Linked DNA regions of Homo sapiens: region 2 is linked to region 1. The links are chromatin loops, found by intact Hi-C in ENCODE. Cell type or tissue: K562. All regions are shown on one strand. Links, peaks and the distances in the headings refer to the core of each region. The heading gives the core; the rest is flanking DNA.

Region 1 (8,921 bases), core at 2,958-5,457:
TAAACAAGCAAGCACAGAAGTAGAAAATTTTGAAAATGAAGAACAATAAGGGTAAACAAGCTTTCTCAGATACTAAAGCATATTATAAAGCTTAGGAAAAAACTCAGATAAAAGAAAAACTGATAAATTCTGCTACTTACAAATACAAAATATCTCCACGGGTAAAAAAATTACCATAAGCAAATCTAAACCCGCACTGTGAAAAATATTTGCAAAACACAGACGGGGGCTAATTTACCCAACATATAAAGAGATCCTATTCTTAGGAGCTCCTATTCATATAATAGTTATATAAAGACTAATAATCCAATAGAAACTTGGGCAAAGGGCATATACAGATATTTCACACAAAAGGGAATACCAACAGCTCTTGAACATATGAAAAGATGTTCAACTTCACATCTTAAAAAACACCAATTAAAACTTTGGTGAGACACTGTTTTTTACCTTTAGATTGGGAAAGTTTGGTGACACACTCTTCTAAGGCTCTGGGAAAACAGGCACTTTCACATAATGCTGCTGGGAATGTAAACTGATGCAACTTTTGTGGAGTATCTGTAGAAATTTCATATCCACATGCTCTTAACCCAGCAAGTTCACTTCTAGGCTTTTATCTTACTGATATATTCATTTATACATGTGCAAAATTTCACACATACATGGTTGCTTGTTACAGGGGCGCTGTAGTATCGAGAGACTGGAAACAATATAAAGGGCCATCCATCAATGGGTACTGGTTAAAATAAGTTATGATACATTGAAACAACTGAGTACTAGGCAGTCAGTAAGAACAAAATGAAGAAGCTCTTCATGCATTGGTATCGGATGACCTCTGAGATAGATGGGGATGGGTAGATTTGTATATATGTACATATGTTATTGATTGTATATGCATAAGGCATCTTGGCAGAACTCATAAGAAGCTTGTAATAGTAAATGGCTTTGAGAATGGAAACAAGGTTGCTGCATTGTACTCTTTGAATTTCGAGGCATTTGAATATATTAACTATTTTTAAAAATTAAATAGAACTGAATTAAATGTTTTAAGTTGAGTAGGCCCTTACAACCACAAGAAATAGCTTGGGTCCTAATGGGGCAGTCCAAAGAAGAATAAAGGAAATATCTCAGCAAAAGGCTAAGAAAATAACCAGGACCTATTGTTCCCCTAAGTCCTCAATTGTTAGGTAGCCTGAATTCTCTAGTCTCCATGCCAACCACGCAGCAGAGCACTAACCAGTGCCAGAATTTCTTTGGCGGTGAAAATCAGGCCTAGAGCTCTCCTCACCTCCTTCTTCTTGTTGCTGGCAACAGAGTAGCTACTATAGCACACACACAGAACTGACCAGTGAATGAATGGCTGGGAGCTTTCCAGTTCTGGGCAAATATAAAACTCAGGGAAACAAAGACAGTATTGGAGTCGCTGGGTCAGTGATTAGAGATCCTTATGTCACCCGCTTCAGAACACCAGCCCTGAGTTTTCTCTCAGCTGTGCACCAGTGACTGGATGCCTGACTGCAGCAGCCACTACGACAAGAAGGAGGCAGTATAGATGAAGCCTACCATAAGATGGAGCTCATCCTTACAGAGATCTTTTCTTTAATTTTTTTTTAAGTTAAAAGCAATAAATGTATTCTTAAGTGGTAGATGGATTGTTCTTTGGCTTTAGGCAAATGTATTAGAGGAAAGTAACACATATGGCCTTGAAGGGGAAAAATAGGGCAACTATCAAGATCTGGATCTAATTGCTTAACTAGTCTCTTAGCAGTCAGCCTTGAATAATAGGCAAGGTCAGGATGAAAGCGACTTCTAAGAATGCCTTACTCCCCCTGTCCTAAGTACTGTATCTCTATTAAATCACTTACTTTCCAGAACACCTCTGAGGTAGTCATTCCTATGATTTCTACTTTACAAATTGAAAGTATAGAAAGGTTAACTAAATTTGACCAAAGTTACCCAACAAATAAATGTACAACTAAAATTGAACCCAAATAATGGGGCTGCACAGGCTGTACTCTAATCAAAACATACGGCATTCAATATCACAGTAGTTTTACATAAAATCTAAGCATTAAACATAATTTTTGCTAGATCTATCCCACCCTGAAACTCACAAATCACAGTGTATGTAAATGTCTGCATTCGTTTCCCTTTGTTAATGTTTCCTATATTGCTGAACAACATCTTTGTTCTGAAACACAGAAAAGATGCACATGATTATATGCATACAGGAGCTAAGCAACACATTTTTCCTGAAATAAACACTAGTCCCACTTATTATGTACCCCATTTTTCCTCCTCCCTCTAAATCAAAGCAGTGTTTCATTTAACATATGTGTCATCTAGTATGAGCAAATAAACTACATAAAGCAAAACAAAACAAGAGTATTTGGCGACCCTTTAAATTATCATGCCAGACATAGTGGACTTCTTGTTCAGAGCTAAAAGACACTGACATCCTCCTCTCTCCCTAGACACAGACAGGGCTTACTAAGAGAGCATCATTTCCATTTCCAAAGGTCATGGAGTTTGTGACAAAATAGTGCTTAGTGATGCTTGTTCAAAAGCTGAAGTGAAGAAAGTACAACAAAAGAAGGGAAGCATTTTAGAATGGGCAGAGACCTTAGTTTTTAGAGCTCAGAAAAAAATCACACAGCTAGAAAATGTTAGAAATCAGCTACTGCAATACTTTGAGTCTTCTGGAGGAAAGTGAAGATTAGAAAAGTTAGCTCCACAGCAGCACAGTGGAATTAGGACGCATAGTTCCTGAGACTCTCTGTCATGAGTTGTGCATACTAGGCAAAGAAGACTAGAATTATGGCAACCTCACCATGAACTTGTTATGGTTTTCTCTTTGTACTACTGGCCTCTCCTAATTTCTCCACCATGAGAAAAGCAGACAGGTACATTGAGAAGCACAATTATGAAGCCTAAGACCCACAAGGCTTTGGAGCCAGACCACTGAATATTTCAATGACTCCATCCTCTACCAGCCTGTGATCTTGGGTATATTACATTTCCAGCATCTGTTTCTTGGCCCAGTATTGGACACTGTATGACTAACCTTGTAGGAATCTGGGGAACACTGGAGATAATGTAAGTTAAGTGCCAAACACAGTAGGTGATAAAAAATGAAACGTATTATTACAAGCATATATTTCTCTACCCATTGACAGTCTTCATCTTTTTTTAGTTCCTCAAATCATTGCACGTGTAGGAAACATCTACAGCACTTAACATGACTACAAGTGAATGCTAATTTAAAAAATAATTATGAACTTTTTCAAACATACAGGAGAGCATGGAAAATAATATACCATCACCAATGTAAGTACCCATTAAAAATACAGAGCTGTCTTGTACGTTTTAAAACTTTATATAAATGTTATCAAATTATCCATATTATTCTATAATTTACTTCTCCCACATATTACATTTTAGAAATTTACCCATATTCACATATGTAGGTTTCCTAGTTATTTTTAATGCCCTATAGTATTGATTTCATGAACCTGCCATAATGTATTCCTGCATCCTCCTACTGATGGACATTTAGATTGTTTCCCATTATTTACCTATTACAAAGAATGCTGCATAGGCATCCTTCTCACTCGTGCTTCTTTGGGTACCTGTGAGAGAGTTTCTTTGGGATACAAATCCAGAGGTAGAATTGCTAGATTCATAAGATATGCCCATCTTCAACATTACTAGTCATTGCTAAATCATGTTTCCAAATCACTGTAGCATTTTATTGTCATCTTTGCTCGAGAGTATTTTTTAGGTTCTTTATTGAGATATATTTTACATACCATAAAATTTACCCATTTCAAGTATACAACTCAACAGTTTTTAGTATATGTGCAGAGTTGTGCAACCAGCACTGCAATCTAATTTTAGAACATTTTAATGTGATAGCATTATTTATAAATACACATAAAATATACAGAAATCTGTAAAGCTTGTTATGTGTCCTGTCCAATATATACATGGAAAACCTCCGGAAGGAGCTAGTTTGTAGAGGTCCCCTACAAATAATAGAAAAAAACAATTTTCTTGATTTAAACCTGTAGTTTGAGTAGGTAGCTGAAAGCAACATTTCTAATTAGATTTGGAAACTGCTTAAATGCAGGTTCCTGTTACTTGCTAATAAAAGCATTTCTAATTATTCACCTCAGAGTGAAAATGACTCAGAACTCACTCTATCTGAAGAGAAATAGAAGTGTGTTAAACTAACTAAAGAAGTGATTTCCCCAGAACAATTCTTGCTCATGACAGAAAGGAAGGCAACTGTGAAGGAGTATAGATGTTGGAGTAAACAGTTGTGAGAGCAGGTTCATTGGCAAAGGAGAAGAGAGAAGAGCAATTGTCTTTCTTTTTTTCCACAAGTTAATTCGTTGAGCTTTTTTTTTTTTTTTTTTTTGAGACAGAGTCTCACTGTATCGCCTAGGCTGGAGTGCAGTGGCCAGATCTAGGCTCACTGCGACCCCTGCTGCCCAGGTTCAAGCAATTCTCCTGCCTCAGTCTCCTGAGTAGCTGGGATTACAAGCACCTGCCACCACGCCTGACTAATTTTTGTATTTTCAGTAGAGATGGGGTTTCACCGTCTTGGCCAGGCTGGTCTTGAACTACTGACCTCGTGATCCACCCACCTTGGCCTCCCAAAGTGCTGGGATTACAGGCATGAGCCACCACACCCAGCCTCATTGAGCTTTTAATCAAATAATTTTCATGCTCTGAGTTATTAATTAATGGCACTTTCAAGTATTACTTACCTCAATCCAAACTTAATATGTTAATTGACAAGAGTATTGCCACATATGACATATATATATATATATATATATATATATATATATATATATATATATATATATATAAGAAAGTTGTCCTTATCCAGCCGTTAAGTGTTCAAAATCTAATAAATTTTTCTACTTGGAATCTCATAAGAAACATCAGGTCCATGGACAACAACATCAGTTCTCTGGTTCATTCCTTCTGGTCATTGGCTTAAGGACATCAACTTCCAGATGCTGTGGTTTCATTTCATCAAGTGCCTGACAGCTTTCTGAAATTTCCTCCTTGCCCTTCAGACCATCCACAGGTGTGGAGGGTACGTCACTTTCTGTGACAGCTTAGCAGATGACCTAAGACCAGGCGGTGTAAGACTGAGAAGAGGAGGAAAGTCACAGAGGCAGCGCAGATTGCTCAGGGCAAACACACGGAATCCCACCTTACCAGCAATGCAGCCATGGCAACAGCTTCTCACTAGCCCTGGGGCCAGCCCCACCACACTCATGGATCAATGGACTTTCTCTACAGTTGGGAATAGCCTGACTCCACAGCATGGCATGTGGTTTCTTTACCTGCACTGAGGTTTTTTACCTGCAAAATGTACAGATAAAGGACCTGAAATCCTTTGCCTGCACTGAAATGATTCTCCTGAATTAGATACTAATATTGAGCCACTCTACACCCTTTGAATACTTGGGCCCCAACTCAGATTTCCTTTGCAACAAGACTGTGAAAACCACTTTGATCTCTTTTTTGCAGGGTCCTTTGCTGGGCAGACAGATGACTCAGTGAAATCTAGTCTATTTATTCGTTACTGGAGAGGAAGTGATTAAGCTTTCCAGGCTGGAACAACATCCACCATCAGGAACTGGGATTGGGCCTTAGGAATGAGCTGTTGCAAATGAGAGGGCCAAGGGAAGTTATTTCTGTTACTAGTGGTGTTACCTTCTATGCAGTGAAGTGGTTTTGACAACCAATGCATTAGGATCTGCAAAATTGAAGGATGAGGGACTGAAGCGGAAAACATCCCTGACTTGTGCTGGAAAGCGTTAACCCCAGCAAACAGCTTGTTGAATTCAAGGCAGAACTTAAGTTAGTCAGGAAAGAAAGGAGCAGAGTAGACTAGTGATACTCTTACTCCCTTCTCCACCCAACCCAAGGGGAATAGTATAACTAAACTCATACAGCCTATTCCCAAATGAGGCAAAATTATCTGGGAGTTGCTAAGCCCCAGAAAAGAGCTAAATTAAACGGATTACACCCTCTGCCCTCCATAATCAAATGAACACAAAGTTGATCCACCATTTTTAAGTGTAAGGAGCAACAAAACTCCACTGAAGGCATCCAGGTCTGAGCCATTCTTCCTCCTAACTGACTTCAAAGCTGGCACTCCTAGACTCCATTTTCCTGCTTTTCTAGTTTATGGCTCAACTTTCTACTTGTTAGAATCATGGCACCATGCTCTTGCATCCTTCATGCCACCAGCTTCCTCCGCACTCATACTCATCATTAACAGCTCACACATCTCTTGCTGATCAAGGGGGCTCCTCTGCTTTTCAGTGCCTGACTGGGGGCTGTACTGCACATGGGAACAAGGCCTGGCATCTTCCTTTGTCTTTGTTTAAAATCTATTCCCTACAAGTTGCGAGGTTTCCAAGGATAGGATTGTGGGTATGTAAAAATGCATATGTGTCCTGCCCGCCAACCCATGCTGCATATTGAATGTGTGTAGGCAACAAAAAATAGTTCTAGTAGCATAGATATGGTAGCTATATGTGAGGCACTAGCTCATTAAATCCTCAAAATGACCTTTCAGGGAGGTATTTATGATCTTTATTTTTAGATGAGGACATTAAAACTCAAAAAAATTAAGTGTCTTTTTAAGAACATCACTTACAGAGGACAGAGGTGGAATTCAAATCCAGGTAGTCTGACTCAGAAACGGTGTTGGAAGATGTTTGGATGCAGGGAGGCTAGGAGGTGTCCACTCAGGGTAGGGGTAGGGAGAATTTTGAAATAATGGAACCAGCTGGGAGTCAGATGGCTCTTTATCATTACTGGGTATCAACAATTTTCAATAATGCAGTGATGAATTATTTTTTCCATATGGGTGGACCACTCCTATCATCTTATTAGGCTGGACACTGTCATGTCTGTATACAGTGTCGGACACTGGAGCAGCCAGGCTACACCTTGGAAGGGAGCTCAACCGAAACACTGAGAATGGAAGAGCAAAAAGATGGAAAGAACCTGGGTTTGTTTTTTTACCTTTTCTTTTTTTTTTTAATTACAAGTTGAGCATCTCTAATATGAAAATCCAAAATCCAAAACACTTCTGGTCCCAAGCATTTTGGATAAGGGATATTCAACTTGTATTGTGGTAAAATATATATAACATAAAATCTATCATTTTAGCCATATTTAAGTGTACAATTCAGTGGTATTAAGTACATTTCGCAATGTTGTGTGTCATCACCATTACCCATTTCCAGAACGTTTTCAACAACCCCAAACAGAAACTCTGTACCCATTAAACAATAGCTCCATATTCCTCCCTGCCCTCAGCCCCTGGTAACCTCTATTCTTTCTGTCTCTGTGAATTTACCTTATATAAGTGGAATCCTATAATATTTGTCCTTTTGTATCTGGCTTATTTTACTTAGCATAATGTTTTCAAGGTTCACCCATGTTATGGTATGTATCAGAATTTCATTCCTTTTTAGAACTGAATAATATTTCAGTATATGACTGGGATTTTAATGACACATTTGAGCCCCTGTACCTTGGCGGACCTCTTGTTAAGTCGGATAATATTTTTTTCTTATGGTTTAGGCCACGTGGCGTGGGGTTTTCCTAACTGATACATGAGGCTCAACTCGGGTTCTCCCCTGTAAAGCTCCAGGGTGGGCAATAAGGCCCACAGAGTACTCAAAATGAAAGCTCCCCAGCATAGTGCAAAATTTCCCATATTTCCTGATATGTGTATGTACCTAGATATGTACATGTGTGTATGGGTGTGTGCACACGCACATATGTACACAACAAACATGACAAAGCCCACACCTTTACCTGTTTTCATCCTCAGTTTAGCTATTTTGTTACAATTGATAATTTCAACATATATAATAATTCAGCACTTAACATTTTTTTTTTTTTTTTTTTTTGAGACGGAGTCTCGCTCTGTCGCCCAGGCTGGAGTGCAGTGGCGGGATCTCGGCTCACTGCAAGCTCCGCCTCCCGGGTTCACGCCATTCTCCTGCCTCAGCCTCCCAAGTAGCTGGGACTACAGGCGCCCGCCACTACGCCCGGCTAATTTTTGTATTTTTAGTAGAGACGGGGTTTCACCGTTTTTAGCCGGGATGGTCTCGATCTCCTGACCTCGTGATCCGCCCGCCTCGGCCTCCCAAAGTGCTGGGATTACAGGCGTGAGCCACCGCGCCCGGCCAACATTTTTCTTTATCATAAAAAAAATATGGAACTCCAAATTGGGTGAGACATTGTGTCTGGTGCTCTATGAAGTACAAATCGATGCTTCATTTCAAAACACTCTTCCACAATCTTCATTGGAGTTGAAAATAAACAAGTTTAGTCAAGAGTAAAGAATAAAAACATTTATTTTAAAAATACCATTTAGCATCAATTGCCCCAAGTTTGGCAGGCATGAAGAGTGGGCAGTTCATGTTTTATTAGTATATAAAATTGGCTTTACAGGAAGCATTATGGCAAAAAAATGAATACTTATTATGAAAACTGAAAAAGAGAAGTGAGTAGTAAGCTACTATCAGAACGTTAAGGCTAAGAAAATGTCACTATGCAATGAAAACCATCTCCTCCTCTAATAAGTACTAACAGAATAGGAGGCTTGACTTACTTGCATGCTCCTCATAGAACGTTTTGGTTCATGGCTATGAAGAGGTAACTGCAAAAAGATGTGTGCAGATCCCGGTACTGGTAGGGGATATACAAGTGGGGAATAAGAAAAAAGAAATTAAGCAAAATGTCTTTACTCAAGGATCTCTATAAAAATTTATTTTTAAGAAAGCCTGAGTAAGCATGTATATTTTTTTCCTGTGACTTTAAGTGTAATGACAGCATTAAAAATAAATTATGCTGTCAATATACAAAAAATATCT
Region 2 (8,921 bases), core at 2,586-5,085, 180 kb before region 1:
CAGACATGGGAGCATTCTAAGTACCTGGGCACTACTCCTTAAAACTGACAAAGTCATTGAAAATGAGGAAAGAATGAGAAACTTTCACAGACCAGAGTACTGGGAAGACCTGACAACTAAATGCAACATGAAGTCCTGGATTGAAATCTACAATGGAAAGAGGATATTAGTGGAAAAGCTGGTGGCATCCAAATAAAGTCTGGAGTTAATAGTAATGTACTAATGTTGGTTTCTCAGTTGTGACAAAGGTACCTTGGTTATATAAGATGTTAACAATAGGGGAAACTAGATGACACGTATATAAAAACTCTCTGTACTATTTTTGCAAAGTTTCTGTAAATCTAACGTGATTCCATTTAAAAGCTTTTTTTAAAAATGACTGTATGTCATCAAGAACCCTCCATCTCAAAATGAAACCAATGGGAAATCGTCTCTGTGCCTGAGGATTGAGCACATTATCCAAGTGCAGTGGTGCCTTGTTTCTCAGCCTTCAGAGAGGAGGAAGTGTACCATGGAGGTTAATTTTTCAGAAAATTGAAACTAACCCTTCAATCACAAAAAAGGTGTTGCTATTTTCAGCTATTTTTTTTGATGGCAAGCTTTCAAAAGTGGATGAAAAAATTCACTCCTCTCTGAACAGAGGACATAGGAGTAATTGAATCCTTTCTGGGTGAGTCAGGGCCACCGGTGTGAATATCTGCTATCACATTACCTCAATAAACGGCATGGTCCTGCCTTTCATTTTCTTTTCCATGGCATGAAGTTAGAAATACAGGAGCCATCATCTCACAGCTAAGAAATGGCAAAGAGAAGGTCACAAAAAATTGATGTGAATTAAGAATAAGAGAGGTGTTTATACAACCCCAGGTGAGCCAGCCCTGGGTAGAGCGTGTCTTCTACCTTCTTAAACAGGCAGTTTAGCTGAGGGGAGCAGCTGGCAGTTGATTTTCCCATTTTTCTGTGCCATTTCTTGGTTAGCAATGCAACCTCTGAATGCAAAGCACATCCTCTGGGCAACAATTGAAGACCCCAATAACCCCTACTTATCTCATTTCAGGCATGAGAGGCCAGTGAAGGTTAACTCGTTGATATTTTCATGAAGGAATTTAAATTGTGACATTTTCCAGTTCTACTTAGAGAATATTTTCTTTGTTAGATATATCATAGGGCAATAATTTGGCTCATACTACATGAAGAAGTGTCTAATGAAGCCAAAGAAATGGTATAATGTGAGCCTTGGCGATAGGTGGCCAGAGAAGTAAAGGGAGTTTAGGAGGAAGGGGGATTACAAATCAGTCCCAAGCAGTGATGCTTCCCACAAAGGCTTTTCCATTCCCCTGTTCTGGAGCTACATGGCACCCCATGCTTCCTCCTTGGAGAGACCAGGCCTCTCTGGAGCCCAACAATTGCTCAGCCTCACAGCCCAGCCAAGAGATGGGCCCCTCTTCTGGAAAATGAACTTCACCCTAAACTCTGCACGAGCTTGTTAGTTAAACCACCAGTCTTCACTTAATCTGACACAAAGATGAGATTTGCAGTATCTTCCTAAAGTATCTTCCCCTAGTTATTACCTCTGCAACTCAAATATAAGCCCACCAAGTACTGTAGTCTTATTTCCTGCCCCTTTTTTATCATCAAAATCACCTTGTTCAACATCAGTCGCAACAAATATTTCTGGATTAGCAGATTGTGTACTCAGTAATCTCTCCAGGTAACCCAGCCCTAAGGCAGTAGGTGGTGTCAAATTATTAGTGCAGACAAGAGATATTAGGGGATTTTCAAGAAGCTTCCTGTAGAACATCCACTTTGTCACCTGTTTGCTGGAGTCAGCGTCATGGATATGACTTAATTAGACAAGGCTGGAGGTTTTGACCTGAAATTAATCATCAACTAACTAATTCTGAAGAAAAGTCTGAAGGGAAGAAAGATATTTTAATGTCCATACTTTTTCTCTATTCCTCTAGAAAAGTATTCAAATATCTAGTCTTCATTTTGGGCAGGATTTCTCAACTTCTGTGCTATTAACATTGAAGGCCAGACAATTCTCTGTTGTGAATGGCTGTCCTGTGCATTATAGGAAGTTTGGCAGCTAGAGTTGCTAGAGTTAGCAAATTAAAATACAGAATTCCTGGTTAAATTTGAATTTCAGATAAACACGAATAAATTTTTATAGTATAGGTATGTCCTGTGCAGTATTAGCAGTATCCCTGGCCTCTGTCTACTAAATGGTGATAGCATGCTCCCCCACCCCCAGCTGTGACAACCATAAAGTCACCACACATTGACAAATGTTCTCACAGGGAGCAAAACTGCTCCTGCTGAAAACCACTGATTCAGGGTTACACATCAGAAAGCTACGAACATGAACATCTTTATCTTAGCTTCCAGAAGAAATAGCTTTCTCTGATGAAGTATCCATGAGAGAGTTCGCCAGACGAAGAACTCTCCTACAAATCTTACTTAAGCCATTTTGAAAATGTGTTTTATTCTGTTTTTAATGTCTCCTGGGATAAATTCCCTTTAGGCATTTGTGCCAGGTAAATTATTGGCTCTGTTTCAGAATTAGCAGGCTCATTTCAATCAGTTAATGTAAATTATGAAGGCTGTCATATTTTTATTTTTTCCTTAACTGCTAGAAAGCTTAGAGATAAATTTAGTGCTCAGTTGCAAAACCATCTAAGCTTATGGGACTAGCAGTATTTTTTAAAACAAACATATACAGTGCCTTTTATATGTTGCATATATTTTAAATTATTTACAAGTATTAAATGTTTAAGTTCATTCTATTACTGCAACAACCCTATGGTCAAGTCCTATTATTATCCTCTTTTTTTTGTGCCCGCAAAAAAGCAACTTTATTAATGTCCTGCAGCAGCATGCATTAGTAATTATAACCATGCATTAAAATTCTCATTTCATGTCATCAAGAGAGTAATCAGTTCTTTTCATGATACATTATGTTTTACTGAGTCTGTCCCTTCAAAGACCTTTCTGGGAACATTCCTTCTCCAGAGACTGCTTCCTAAGATGCCCAGATTGCTTACCACAGGTCATCTTTGGTCATTTAAAAGCTGTCAAGCCATCTGGACTACACCCTCTTAACTGAAGTTGAGCCAAATTCCCTTCTCTCAAATCCTAACGCCACCACTACTAACAGAACAGCTTGGTCAGAGCATTACTAACAACTTAATGTGGGATTCTCTTTGGTTATGGAATTTTACTTTTATTTAAGCATATAAAAATACAGCTAGAAGTAGGCTCCTGCATTCTAAAAGCATTTTTAATCAACTTAAACACAAGTATGTCCTTGGAAAATTCACCACCTGGACTGGTTCACAGTCGGCCCGTTTCCCCGTGGAATCTACATCAGTGTTGTATTTAGCAAATTCATTTGAGTGATGAACAGTGACTGATCTTCAGGAGCCCCGAGGGGTGGGGGCAGCTGGCCTGGGCAGACTTAGATGCTGTCCATGGCTTTGAACTCGCTGAGGGCCTGCACCGGGTTCAAGTGCTTCTTCTGAGATGCCCATTTAATCTCGCTCTGTGACTCATCCTGTTTCTCTCTCTTCAACAAGGGCTTTTTCTCTGGTGCCTCTATCTTCCATGACACAGCAGGAAGGTTGAGGGAAGCCATACCCTGTGACCTTTGGTATTTGGTAGAGGCGACGTAGGATGCCTTCATTGTCTGCACCACAGCATTCATAAGTCCTTGGTTGCCCAGATCAGGGACGTAGCGCTGTCCATTCCAGGGACAATGAACTCCCTGCCGAGATTCTGCATCTCGGCCTTGACCTTGCTGCAGATGTTGAGCAGGTGGCAGTAGAGGGCGATGCAGTGCAGGTAGGCCAGCAGGCCAAGTCAGGGCAGGCTGAGTCGAGCAGGCCGGCCTTGCTTGCAGGCCGAGTCGGGGCAGTGGTCTGTGATGGTGCAGCCAAGCTTGTCCATCCTGGATCCTGCCTCCGCAATTTTCTTTGCAGCACTGATTACATCTAATGTATTTTTGAGTGGTCCTTTACCTCAGGTAAAGTCAGTCACCTCCATCATAATCATGCACATCTGCTTGGCCAGCACAATGATGTCATTGGCACTGTTGTCCCATTTGGACACTTCAGCGTCCAGCTTGCTCTTTTCTTCCTGGAAGCTGGCCACCTGTTCTGCAGTCTTCGCTTTTTGCTCCTAGGGAAGCTGAGCCATGATCGCCTGGACACTCTGGCCAGCTATCAGCTGATTGTCTTTTGTCTGGATGCTCATCCTACTTCTGACATTGAAATCTTCCATCTCAAAGTAAGAGTCATCCAAGTCCTCAGGGGTCCTTATCATCAGCACTGCTTTCCTGATGTCCCGGATGCCACCATATACTAGGCAGGAGGCATTGATAAACTCATTCTCATCCATGGGCTGGGCAGGGTCTGAGCTGAGGGCTTCCACAGCTGCTTCTGCTTGCTCAGTAAAACATGGCATGACTGTGTTGGAAAGCAGCTTAGTGGCTTCCAGAACCTTCTCTGTGTAGACTCCCGGCTCATAGTTGTCCATCTCTGAGGTGACTATGTGAATGGCCCAGGCTGCCCAACCTTGAATTGCACTAGCTGTGCAGTCCAGGCCATCCACATCTTTCTCTTGGAGAGCAATGATGCATTTGTTCCATTTTCCAAAATGTGATTCTCTGAGACAGCCAAGAAGTCATCAATGGAAGTAATATCATCAGCAGCATCTGTGAGAACATGGACTTGTTTTTCCCATTGTTCTTTTAAAAAGATCCATGTTCTCTTGGGCCAGTCTACTCTGTGGTTTTGCTAAAGCCAATGCAGCATTGACAACCTGAGGACAGAGGGCTTCTAACTGGCTTGCAGACATTCGAACAAGTTTTACACCTTCTTCATTATTTGAGATGGAACAGGCCAAGTTGGCAACCTCAACCAATTTGTTGCCATGTTCACAGAAAACTTTGGCATACTCCTTGTTTCTCATTTCCATTCTTCGCAGCTTAAGTCAATACCAAAAGTGGAACATTGGTTTCCAGGAAAGAATCTGAAACGTGGTCCATGACAGCTTTGTGGAGCTGTCTACGCAAGTCCCTGGTCTTCTTGGTCATTTTATCTATAGCAGAATTGAGGGAATTACTTCTTTCTTTACATCCAGCATTGCCCATGTACTCCAAAAGCAGGTCCTGCAGGACCTGGAGGACAGTGTTACACTCTGCCGCAATTCGCTCACGATGGTCATCATGCTTGCAGGACGAGTCGCCCATCAAGGCAGCTCCGCTAATGATGCCTTCCAGGTGCTCCTCCAGGGAAGGCCTCAAGCACTCCTTGCTGAAGCTCAAAGGGTCCACAATGATTTGTTTATCAGTTATTGAGTACATATGCTAGTTCTACTCCTCCTCCACCCTGGTGATGGGAGGCATCGTCTGAGGCAGTGGCCTGGGCTACATTGGAAATGCCTGTGATGGCCTGCTGCAGCTGCTTGTATATCAGGTCCCTGTTGGCCTTATAGGCTGCAACATCAGGGTGCTGTAGGCATGCCCGGGATGCCGTATAGAAGATCAGAACATTCTTCTGCAGGATTCCTCTAGCTGCAGCCATCTGATCACGATGGCCAACATCTTTCAGTTCCTGTTGTCTTTTGACTGCCATAATGTTCACCTTATTCACTTCGGGTTTTAGGGCTTTATACTATATTCCTAAGTCTTGTTCATTGCCAGCATTCCTCAATTTCAAGATATCATCTTCCACAACTTTCAGCTGAATAAGTAATGTGTAGACATTTCCCATGTTCAGCCAAAATCAGCAAGCAGGTAACAGCAGAGAGCAAAGTTCAAGCTGCCTGAACCATGTTGCCTTGCTCCACAGAAGAACAGGGATCATCTGCGAACTCTCCCGCAGCAGTCTTCATCAAATCACCTTGTTTTCGAACGTATTCTACAGCAGCCAAAAGCTATTCCTAGAGAAAACTGGCTCTCCTTCACAATTTTATCCTCCTTCTCCAAGAAATTCTCAGCTGCTTGTTCAACAGATGCAGCCAAAACATGGACCTTCTTAGAATGACCTCTCTTCTTATCAGAGGGCCCCTTACTATTGGTGTTTACCAGGGTTGTAACCTGTGTAACAAGTCTCTCAGCTGCCAGAGTCCTGATCTCTAGACTTTTGGGGTCCCACTTCAAGTTTAAGTGGCCTGCGTGGACAGCAGTCATTTCTGCGGCGAGTAGGGTGAGCACTGGATTCCGGAGGCCCGAAGCCAACGCCCGCTGCTTTGTCCTCCTCCCTTTTAAAGATAAGGAAACTGAGGTACTTTGTTGTTGTTGCTATTGCTATGAATTATTTCCTTTTTCACCATCATCCTTATTGTATATGTAAGCCTCATCAGATTCCATCTGGAAGTTGATTGGGTACAAGTTAACATATCACATACCAATTTCAGGTCCTCTCAGCCTCACCTGTCTCTTGTTCCAGCTGCCACCTTGGCACCCCACTCCATTTATTTCTGCCAGGCACCTCCTTCCAGAGCCCAGCTCCATACCCATGCCATGAACCTCGATCTTCCCAACCTAGGATTCCCTGTTAACTTCCAAGGAATCCAGAGGCCCTCCCTCAGGCCCCAGAATTGCACAACTCATAATTACAGAGGAATTAATACCACATGGTCAAAATGCTCCCAAATGGGAGATGAAAACTGATAGATTTTTTTTTTTAATTCCAGACTTGGGATGCAGCTTTTAAAAGTCCTGGTCTTGTAAGATAGAGCAATCAGAAGTATTTAGTGGTGACCAGCTCAGTTATGCCTGCTTGAATTTCTCTCTCTCCTTCCCTGCCTCATTCCCCTCACTTCTGCTTCATGGGATCACACTCCCTATCACAGTAGTACCAACATAGCATTTTCAGGCTCTGCTTTCTAAGGAATCTAGATTAAGTAATTATAAGTAAAATTCCCCCAAATGGAAGTTTAGTCATTTTCATTAACTTCAGAATCAGTAATATTTATTGTGGTCTAATCAGAATACAATTCTGGAATATTATCCCTAGAAGTGCTATGGGATCTTTGGGGTGTCAATTTACTGGCCAGAAACCTCTGTGGCTGGTGGCACCTTTGCCTGAGTTCTTGTCCTGCATCCAGGAAGAATGAGGTATGCAGACAAGTGGAGGGTAAACAAGATTAAGAGGAGCTTTATTGAGTGTTAGAACAGCTCAGAGGAGACCCGCAGTGGGTTCTGTAGCTCTTCTCTGTAGGCAGGTCACCCTGTCCAGTGTTCAGCTCTCAGCAAATAGAAGGCCCTGGAGAGGGTAGCTCCTCTCTGCTACTGGTTGTGCTGACGTTTGCTGCTTTCTGCAGAGAGGAGGCCCTGGAAAGGGTAGCTCCTATCTGCAGCTGGTCGTCCTGACATCTGCCCAGCTCCTAGCAGAGAGGAGGTCCTGGAGTGAGTTGCTCCTCTCTGCAGCTGGTGGTCCCACCGTCTCTGCAAGTCTCTGAAGCTCTCAGCAGAGAGGGTAGCTCCTCTCTGCAGCTGGTAATTCCATCATTTGCTCAGCTCTGGCTGTTCCTGGAGATTTTATGGGCCTCAGAGAGGAGAAAGTGCATGCTGATTGCTCCATGGGTGACCATAGCAAGCTCAGAAAAGACACCAGTTCCCATTCTGGTCAAGGGGACTGGCAGCCCCACCCCCAGCCTTCAGGAACTGCCCCCTTCCATCTAGGAATCTGTCTACCTCCTGCTTCTGTTCATGGTACCCAGGCTCTGCCCCAACTTTGCTTCAAGATTGGAGAGGGCATTGACAGCAAGGAGAAGCCAGGCAGCAGAAGGAGGCACTTCTGAGCCTGCAAGGGCAGCAGGGGTCTTTCCTGGGCCTCCAAGAGTGCAGGGATGCCTGAGTCTGCAGTCATGGTTTGGGTGGCTGCAACTGCACCCTGGGTGCCTATTCCATGGAGTGGGAGGCTGGGGTCTGCAGGGGTGGTTTGGGAGGCTGCAGCTGCAACTGGAAGGGCAGGGCTCCTGCCTGCTCCTGGCCCCCCAAGAGCACAGGGAGGCTCAGATCTGCAGCCACAACTTGGGAGGCTGTGGCCCAACCCAGGAGCATGGGGTTCCTGCCTGATCCGTGGAGCATGCAGCCTTGGCCATGCCTCCCCACTGCAGCCAGTGTGATGGCAGTGGCAGGTCATCTGGAGTGGCCACTGCCATCAATCCCCGCTTCTGAAGAGGTACATCTAACTGCCATTAGGGTAGGGATGATGACTGCTCTTAACTGCTTCATGCTAACAGAGAGCATTGTTTTGGGAAAATGAAGTCAGGTCTCAGGACTCTAGCATGTTGAGGTTGATCCCATCTTCTTTATAGCTGATGACACCAAGACCCAGAGAGGAAAGGGGTTTGCTCAAGATTGCATGCTTTATGGGTGGTGTCTGAATATAGTACAAATATTTATTTAGTGCCTACAACGCCAGATTCCCATATACATTATTGCATTTTGTGCTTGCAAATTGGATAATTAATATTACCACCCCCATTCGAGGCATAAGAAACAGAGGGTCAGAAAAAAGGAAGTGAAATGTTGCATGTCACAATATTAGCAAATAGAAGAATCAGGCCTCCAATTCTACATGTCTCGTTCTTTCCCCAGTTGTCTCCCATGGTCAGGAGGTGGGCCCTGGCTTTTTGAGGAGCCCAGTGGAAAAACAACATGAGCTTTGGAGGAAGATAGCCTTGAATTCAAGTCCTAGCTTCACCACTTAGTAGCTTTGTGATCTTAAGTAACTTAATTTATCTGAGCCTCAACTTTTTAATTCTAAAAATGGGAAAACTAGTATCTACTCATAGTTTGTGAAGATGAAAGGAGATAATGTATGTAAATCTCCCACTGAAGTGTCCATATGTTGGAGTAGTTAGGTAGATGTGAACACGGCAGGAGAGCCCCCCACCACCCCCAAGCCCTG

What was found. A loop is a pair of places that touch in the nucleus more often than their neighbours do. Peaks named below come from ENCODE experiments on the same cell type or tissue, not always from the same donor. Only the 100,000 strongest peaks of a DNase experiment are listed, where the experiment ranks them.
Region 2: a loop joins it to region 1, with 2.5 times the contacts of the local background. A loop is called at or near these places in 59 of 110 quality-filtered maps.

Annotation. Positions count from the first base shown.
Region 1 is chr5:115,570,265-115,579,185 of GRCh38, forward strand. TMED7-TICAM2 (TMED7-TICAM2 readthrough) reads right to left here. Exons shown (of 4, transcript NM_001164469.4): 4 at 8,232-8,921. It overlaps TICAM2 (TIR domain containing adaptor molecule 2), which reads right to left. Exons shown (of 2, transcript NM_021649.7): 2 at 8,232-8,921. Among named protein-coding and RNA genes, the nearest start is that of TICAM2-AS1, 27 kb to the right of the region's middle. RefSeq lists enhancers at 5,042-5,091, 5,122-5,191. In K562, for the core only: a CTCF peak has its summit at 4,475 (motif pointing left); no DNase peak of the experiment used is centred there.
Region 2 is chr5:115,386,181-115,395,101 of GRCh38, forward strand. It overlaps the pseudogene CTNNA1P1. Among named protein-coding and RNA genes, the nearest start is that of CCDC112, 94 kb to the left of the region's middle. RefSeq lists a silencer at 3,672-3,966. In K562, for the core only: a CTCF peak has its summit at 3,818 (motif pointing right); no DNase peak of the experiment used is centred there; H3K27me3 peaks cover 975 bases.